Regions from separate parts of the Homo sapiens genome. Here region 2 is linked to region 1. A link is an interaction called in ENCODE POLR2A ChIA-PET data of the cell type or tissue named here. Cell type or tissue: GM12878. All regions are shown on one strand. Links, peaks and the distances in the headings refer to the core of each region. The heading gives the core; the rest is flanking DNA. Region 1 overlaps CLNS1A (chloride nucleotide-sensitive channel 1A). Region 2 overlaps PAK1 (p21 (RAC1) activated kinase 1).

Region 1 (4,398 bases), core at 309-4,308:
GGTAGCGTGATCTTGGTTCACTGCAACCTCCGCCTCCTGGATTCAACCAATTCTCCTGCCTCAGCCTCCCAAGTAGCTGGGATTACAGGTGCCTGCCACCACACCCAGCTAATTTTCGTATTTTTAATAGAGACAGGGTTTCGCCATGTTGGTAGTCTGGTCTGGAACTCCTGACCTCAGGTGATCCATCCACCTCGGCCTCCCAAAATGCTCCCAAAATTATAGGCCTGAGCCACCACGCTCGGCTTATAATGTCAAATCTTTTTTAACATAGTAACATGCTGTTGGAAAAAATAAGTTGTTGAAAGTAAGTTGTTTTCCCATTTAAAAATATCTGTGAATATTAATATATGATTTGCATTTGTAAATCTGAAAAAGTAAAATACAGAAACCTAGGGTTTCTTTTCTTTTTTTATTTAAAAAAAAAAGAATTTAACGATTAGAATAAGTGTTTTTAAGTGTGGAACTTGGCTTCTGTCCTATAGAATGCATAATCCCAGTTCATGTAAAAGATTATGAGAGTTCCATAGCAAATGCTGTGCAGAGGAGCATTTGTATTCTCTCTGCACTAGTAAGGAATTACAGAGGTATTATGATGGCTTTTAAAAGTGAAGGCCATAATTTGATAGGCACTCATTCTATGTTTAGGTTTCAGTTTTTCCATGTCGTCATTGAGTCATTCAAGTTTTATGGCTCTGGATATTTGAAATTATTTTGGACACCCAAATTTGGAATGTTTCTTTCTGAATTGTGATAACGCCAGAAAATTTTTGAGATCAGAAAAGGGCAGTTTATTTGCTTTAAAATAATACAGCTTTTGTAGGGGACTCGTGATACTTGGGCATTATTTCCTCTCCACATTAAAAGGAAAGCAGTGGGCAGGAAAGATGCATACAGCACATAACCTCATTACATAATACAATGTTTCTTTGGAACCAGTAGGAATGAGTTGTTCTGGAAAACAATTTGTAGAGGTTTTATCACTTTTAGCTCTTTAAGATTTATCACTTTTAGGCCAGGCGCAGTGGCTCACGCCTGTAATACTGGCACTTTGGGAGGCCGAGGTGGCAGATCACCTGAGGTCGGGAGTTTGAGACCAGCCTGGCCGTCATGGCAAAACCCCATCTCTATTAAAAATACAAAAATTAGCGAGGCGTGGTGTCACACGCTTGTAATCCCAGCTACTTGGGAGGCTGAGGCAGGAGAATCGCCTGAACCCTGGAGGTGGAGATTGCAGTGAGCCAAGATCATGCTACTGCACTCCAGCCTGGGTGACAGAGTGAGACTTCATCTCAAAAAAACAAAGATTTATCACTTATAAGCTTCCTAGTTTTCCTTTACTTTTTTTTTTTTAATAAGAATGTTGGATAGAAATCTTTCCACATGACAGTGCATATATTCTTACTTTTGCCTTTTGAAAGTATACAATTAGGGGCAGGGTGTGGTGGCTCATGCCTATAATCCCAGCACTTTGGGAGGCCGAGGCGGGTGGATCACGAGGTCAGGAGATCCAGACCATCCTGGCTAACACGGTGAAACCCCGTCTCTAAAAATACAAAAAATTAGCCGGGTGTGGTGGCGGGCGCCTGTAGTCCCAGCTACTGGGGAGGCTGAGGCAAGAGAATGGCGTGAACCCGAGAGGCGGAGCTTGCAGCGAGCCGAGATCCGCCACTGCACTCCAGCCTGGGCGACAGACCGAGACTCTGTCTAAAAAAAAAAAAAAAAGTATACAATTACGTAAGTTTTAGTATATTTACAGAGTTGTACAGTTATCACCACAATCTAATAATCTGCCTTTGTTTTTGGTAATGCTTTCGGTAACTGAGGGTCATGTGGTTAGACATTGATTTCATTTAGGGGAACTGAGGTGGAAAGTTCATCCTCCCCTTCCACTGAACATGAGTGATCTCAGACTGTCACACTGTCATTGTTCCTGCCCAAGGCAGTCCTAGGTTCTCCTGTTTTACTTTTGTTTTTGCTTGGTTAGAAATTAGACAGCCAGGCTTGTTAAAATTGTATAGAATATAGAATGATACAGGGGTCTTACTTCATTAACTTTTAAAAATAATTCATATAGCATACAGTTTAACCATTTAAACATACAATTCACTAGTTTTTAGTCTGTTTACAGAATTGTGCAATTATCACCACCATTTTAGAATATTTTCTTCACCCCAAAAAGAACCTGGTACCCAGTAGCAGACATTCCCTATTTCCTTCTAGCCCTAGGCAACCACTATATTGCATTAACATTTTTTTTTTGACTTCTTCAGGATTTTTTACTTTTTTTCTGCTAAGTGGTACAGCTCCAGATGGATGAAGTATTATCAGAAAATTAGCTAGCCTCTACTGAAAGCTCAAAATACTGATTTTGGTGATGTGTTTCCTTTGTTACACCAATAAAATATTTGCATTTGACCACATTTGAGGGAAAACTAGATCTAGCTTTTCTGTGGCTTTCTCTTAAAGACGTTGAATAAATGAAAGGCTTCAGGGAATCTGTCTCTCAGGGTAATAATTATTTCCTGACTTGCGGTGAGTGTGATTACAGCCATTTCATATATATGTCTTTTAGTGTAGGATTCATGGAGAAATGCATGATTACCAAGGATTTATTGCATACTTAACTCCTGAGCTCTTTGTTAACGGTTTTGAAGGATGTTAATAAAGGAATGTGACAAGTTCTGCTGTCCGATAGTTCACATTCCATAAGGGCACATATAAGACTCATTACCACAGAGTTAAGTGCTAAAATTTGCAAATCAGAAAAGGAAGAGATCTTTATGGACTGGTGTAGTTGAAGGGAGGCCTCATGGAAGAGGGGAGGATTTGCAAAAGCAAAGAGGGTATTTGAAGACATACCAAAAAAGAGTAAGCATGAAAGTCATAGAAACATACATGTGACTGAGGAAAATGGAATTTCAAGTCTGTTTGAATTTATAGCTAGAGGGAAAGAGACCGTAACAGAATTGATCTTAAAGAAAACTCAGTTTCCACTACTGAATTTTCTTATTTTATGAACGTTTCTAAAAAAGTAAACTTGAATTTATTTATATGCATAAAGGTGTCCAAGCTGAACTTTTATATACTTTGTGGTCTTACATGAGGATTTACTTTCTAAAAATAATCTACTTAAAACATGTTTTTCAGCCGCCTGTCTTGGTTAGATGGCTCTGGATTAGGATTCTCACTGGAATACCCCACCATTAGTTTACATGCATTATCCAGGGACCGAAGTGACTGTCTAGGAGAGCATTTGTATGTTATGGTGAATGCCAAATTTGAAGGTATGTATGGTGTAATTTAATCTAATGCCTCCTTTGATAGCAAATTATATTTTAAAAAAGAGTCTTTGAGGCCGGGCACGGTGGCTCACGCCTGTAATCCCAGCACTCTGGGAGGCCGAGGCGGGCGGATCACAAGGTCAGGAGATCGAGACCATCCTGGCTAATACGGTGAAAACCCGTCTCTACTAAAAAATACAAAAAATTAGCCAGGCGTGGTGGTGGGCGCCTGTAGTCCCAGCTACTCAGGAGACTGAGGCAGGAGAATGGTGTGAACCTGGGAGGTGGAGCTTGTAGTGAGCCGAGATCATGCCACTGCACTCCAGCCTGGGCGACAAAGTGAGACTCCGTCTAAAAAAAAAAAAAGAAAAAAAAGAGTCTTTGATAATAATCAATGTAACATTGAGGCCATTGACTCATTTTGGGTAGTAGTTTATTAAGCAAAATTTCAGCACAGCAACTTGGACACTTGAAGTTTTCACAATGGATGTTCATGTGTGTCTGTATATATTTCTCTATATTTACACTTAGAATTCTTCATTTATTATGGATATGTATTTCTAGCTTTTCCTCTAAAGTTTCACTGTTTATTCTGCCTTTCTCTTTTTAAAAGGCACCCTTAGGGGCTTGGATCAGTATACCCTGTGCTTCTCATAATTTAAGATAGAACTGTTTTGTTTTGTTTCAGTAGTGGGTCTCAGTGGTTGTAGGGGGGATATATTTTCCATGGGCCTCCACCAACCTCACCATTCCCCCACATTTGGCAGTGACATTTTGGTTGAAAGAGGAAGGGTATTATTGGTGTCTAGCAGTTAGATGCCAAGGATGCTATTATTATACTAAATATTCTGCTATGCACAGATGGTCCCCCACAACAAAGAATTATTCCATCCAAATGTCAGTAGTGCCAAGGTTGAGAAACTGTAGGATATAAAGATTCTCAAGTTTTGCTTTGGGATAATTGCAAAGACTTGTAAAAGTCTAGTGAAGATGCTCATGTTTAAAATAACGGGTTGCTTTTCTTTGAAGTAGTGTGTAAGAGACAATCCTATGAAGTTACCTACAAGGCTATTGCTCTTTCAAATTTAGATTTTAATATGGTTCCAGATATAAT
Region 2 (4,398 bases), core at 135-4,134, 280 kb after region 1:
GCAGCATTTTGTACAGGGTGAGGCAACAAATAGATTCTCAGTAAATGTTTGTTATGTAAATGAATGAATAGGACATTTAATATTTTTAAAAGGTAAAATTTGAGTGCTTAATGTCTGCTGGGGATGAGTCTGATTACCTCACATATTAATCAGTTTACTCCTACAGCAACCCCAAAAGATAGTTATCATTATTATCACCATTTTATAGATGAGGAAACTGAAACACAGAGAAGTTAAGTAACCTGCCCAAAGTCATGCAGAAGGTAAGAATAATAAGAGTTGGGATTTAAGTTCAGGCAGTCAGGTTCCAGAGTCCATGTTCTAAATCATCACACTCTACTACCTCTTGATGAAGAACAAAAGTAGTTCCTTCCCTGCAAGGGTTCAGGATGTAAGGAGGGAGTAACTCAATAGAAGTTGGTGTTGTACTAGTAATGCAAAGTGCTATTTGCATTACTACAGGATATGTCTTTTAACTTGGGGAAGCATAAAATATTACAAATGAAGGGGATTCTTACCTAATAGAATTGTCTTCAACTAATTTCTTTTGTTACAGAATATTTCTTTTAGCTTGGGGAATACAGGATATTTCTTTTAGCTTGGGGAAGCATAAAATATTACAGATGAAGGGGATTCTTATCTAATAGAATTGTCTTTAACTAATTTCTTTTGATAGTTGTCTAGCCTCTATTGAATATCTTTAGTGCTGAGACTCTCACTTCTTTTGTTTACAGTGAGAGTAAGGAAGGCCATTTTACCCAGAATGGGTGGGCCTGGGCACAGAGGAGGAGTAATATAGATTTTGACATAAGAGAAAGGATGAGTTTATTGGGGTTTGCTCTGTGGATGTTCTAACCTCACATCTAGGAGAGGTTCCCCTATGCTAACAAAGGCTGGTCTTGCCAAAATTTTGCACTAATAATGCAGGTATACACACGGTCTGTGATTGAACCACTTCCTGTCACTCCAACTCGGGACGTGGCTACATCTCCCATTTCACCTACTGAAAATAACACCACTCCACCAGATGCTTTGACCCGGAATACTGAGAAGCAGAAGAAGAAGCCTAAAATGTCTGATGAGGAGATCTTGGAGAAATTACGTAAGGAATTTGTAGCTTTCTGAACCTTTCTTCGTTTTATGACTGGTCAAGCACAGAGATTTGCTGGTCGTAGGCTTGGTCCATGCAGCTGGCTGGCCATGCTTGGTACCTTAGGCACAGACTGCTTCTCCTCACCCTGCCCCTGAACCTCCCTTCCCTGTCTCACAGCCCTGGTTGGATACTATGTTAGGATGGAGATGTGGTGAGAGTGTGGATAGCTTACTTTGAGGGCAGGGCATCCCTCACCCCTAGGCATGTATTATAGCGAAGACAAATAGTTTTTCTCTAATGAATAGCCTAGAATGCCATGTTGAGAAAGACTGAGGACCTAGTGGAAAAGGGCACTGTGATCAATTATTGATGTTTTGCCATTGACCTAGGAGAAGACGCATCTGCCATCTTGGTTGTAGGAAAAGAGGGAAGGGAAGTTAACATTTTATGAACCTATAGTATGTATCAAATGACAAGCAAAATATTTTCTTGATTTTTTTTAAATTTAATTCTCTTATTAACCCTGTGAAGAAAAGCATTATGATCCTAATTTTTGCAATGAAGATATCTGAGGCTCAGGGAGGCTAAATATCCTGCCCAAAATCACGCAGCTAAAAAGTGACATGGCTGAGGTTAGAACACAGTTTTTGTTCCTGTAAGTAGAGCATACTGCCTCTTGCTGTCAAGTGGAAACTTCCATTTTACTTTCTTTAGCTGCCAGAAATGGGGGTATGTTAGGGTAGCTTATTTCTGTGTTTCAGTAAACTGCAGAAGAATTCATGTTAGAAGGAAGAACTAGGTTGATCTGTGGGCTTGGAAGAATCATTTGACAAGGGCTTTAATTTATTCACTGTATCTACTTACTTCCAAAAAGGATTTGATGTGACCGATTTGGCGACGTCTGCAAACTGGCATTGCTTTGTGGTTCTCTAGTTCTTCCTGATTAATTCCTATATGACTTTAAAACAAATTTTCACTGTTTTAAAAATTGCCCTTTTCTGGATCCCTCATAAAATGACAAAGTAAGAAAAGCCACTTACCTAGTCATCTGTTTACTCCTGTATGTAGTCTTGTTCTCTAAACCAGAGTTTTTTGTTTTGTTTTGTTTTAACAATAACACTTAGAATTATGACTTAGAATTAAGACTTGGCCTGGGAGTTAGGACACTTGAGTTGAAGCTTCTGCTCAGCCACTGACTTGTGTCTTAGGCAATTTTCTACTGTTCTCTAAACCTCATTTTTCTCATTTTTAAAATAGGGATGTTAATACTTGTCTCATTTGCAAATCAAATGAGGTAATATATGTGAAAAGTACCAATTCCTAGTAATTGGGTATTAATGGAGAGCACATTGGACCGGGAGACTAAAAATGAAACTCCTAATCTTAGCTCTGACACCAATTTGCTGTGTGACCTTGGGGGGGAAGTATCTTCTTCCCTTCTGTGGGCCTCAATTTCTCCATCTCTAAAATACAAGTTATAAAACCCAGTGGAAAACCTCTATGTCGTTGCACTTGAAATATTCTTTGTTGTAAACCTCTTCTCTACTTTATCTCTCTGGCTTTTACTTAAAGTGGAAATCAGTCCATATATCACCTTTCTGAAGTTTTTCCAGTCTTTTTTTTGTGTGTGTGTGCCTCTTTCTGTACCCCTTTGGCTTTTATCACAGCAATTATTATATTTTCATGGAACTTTATGCTTACTTATCTGTCTCCTCCATGAAATTGACCTTCTTGAGAGCAGGGACTGCCTTGACTGTGTCATATCTCTTCATTCCTAACACAACATATGGCTTGGTGCGTATTAAATGAGTAAATATTTACTGAATGGATTAATTAAAAAATGAATGACTTTTAGGAGTTTAGAAATGGAATAGCTTACTATGAATCAAAGCAGTCAAGGTGATGAAACTTTTGGTTGAGACTTATGGGGGAAAAGCTGAGGGCCTGTTTAGCATGCTTTTTGGCTATTGGAGGTAGTTCTTTAACCCTTGCCAGCTACAGGGGTTGGGGAAATGTGGAACCTTTTTTGTATCTTGATTTGGGAAAAAATGATTCATGGTCTCTGTTTCTTTCAAAGGAAGCATAGTGAGTGTGGGCGATCCTAAGAAGAAATATACACGGTTTGAGAAGATTGGACAAGGGTTAGTAGGGGCATTTTCTTTCCCTGGAGAAATGACTTTAAAGTGTGTGTGCCGGCATATATGATTTTGCTTTTTTTTTGCCTCTCATAAACCTTGTTCTTCTTTCTCCACTTTACCCCTCACCCATCTGGAGTTGTTATGTGAGACTGACTTGAGATTTGGCAGAATTATGCTTAATATGAGAGAGATGCCATTAGCTGACCATGTTGCTAAAAATACCCCTGCAGTGACAGTGAGAGAACGGTTTTTTTTCTTAGCACAAAACCAACTTCCCAAATTACAACTCTGCTTTTCCGGATGAACCCTGTTTGTCCTAGTGCTGAGATCCACCAGCACTAATATAAAATGGAAGACCCAAAACTATAAATCCTTCTACTACTGTGATAGGACCTGTTTTTCTAGGTAGATGCCAGAATTTATCCTTCTTGCATTCATCCTTCTCTGTATCTTATATGCTGCCCTCAGTGTAATGAATTCAGCAAGTCTTAACTGAGTTCCTATTGTGTGCAAGGCACTATGAATTCAGAGACAATCTCTGCTTCCAAGGACCTCAAGTCAACAGAAAAAGATAGGCAAACAATTGTATAGTCATATGTTGCCTAACAAAGGGGATATGTTCTGAGAAGTGCATCCTTAGGCAGTTTTGTCATGTGAGCGTCATAGAGTGAACACAAAACTAAATAGTATAGCCTACTACACACCTAGGCTATATGGTATAGCCTCTTGCTCCTAGGCTACAAGCCTGTACAGCATGTTACTGTACTGAATACTGTAGGCAATTATAACACAATGGTGGTTGTATATCTAAACATAGAAAAGATACGGTAAAAATACAGCATAAAAGATAAAAAAAAGGTATATTTATGTAGGGCACTTAACATGGATGGAGCTTGTAGGACTGGAAGTTGCTCTAGGTGAGTCAGTGAGTGGTGAGTGAATGTCGAGGCCTAGGACATTACTGTGTACGCTACTGTAGACTTTATAAACCCTGTACACTTAGACTGTACATTTATTAAAAAACAAAGTAATTGTGCTATGACGTTACAACTGCTACAGTGTTACTGGGTGATAGGAATTTTTCAGCTCCATCATAATCTTATGGGACCACCATCATATGCGGTCCATCGTTGACTGAAACGTCGTTATGTGACACATGACTGTCTT

Evidence for each region. Peaks named below come from ENCODE experiments on the same cell type or tissue, not always from the same donor. Only the 100,000 strongest peaks of a DNase experiment are listed, where the experiment ranks them.
Region 2: POLR2A ChIA-PET joins it to region 1 with 6 read pairs; 3 of 35 experiments call an interaction of 5 or more read pairs at or near these places.

The regions. Positions count from the first base shown.
Region 1 is chr11:77,628,652-77,633,049 of GRCh38, reverse strand. CLNS1A (chloride nucleotide-sensitive channel 1A) reads left to right here. Exons shown (of 7, transcript NM_001293.3): 2 at 3,151-3,287. Among named protein-coding and RNA genes, the nearest start is that of CLNS1A, 6.9 kb to the left of the region's middle. In GM12878, for the core only: no CTCF peak of the experiment used is centred there; DNase peaks (open chromatin) are centred at 1,869 and 2,429; H3K4me3 peaks cover 668 bases; H3K27ac peaks cover 1,000 bases.
Region 2 is chr11:77,352,372-77,356,769 of GRCh38, reverse strand. PAK1 (p21 (RAC1) activated kinase 1) reads left to right here. Exons shown (of 15, transcript NM_002576.5): 7 at 928-1,102; 8 at 3,171-3,234. Among named protein-coding and RNA genes, the nearest start is that of GDPD4, 53 kb to the right of the region's middle. In GM12878, for the core only: no CTCF peak of the experiment used is centred there; a DNase peak (open chromatin) is centred at 2,457; H3K27ac peaks cover 514 bases.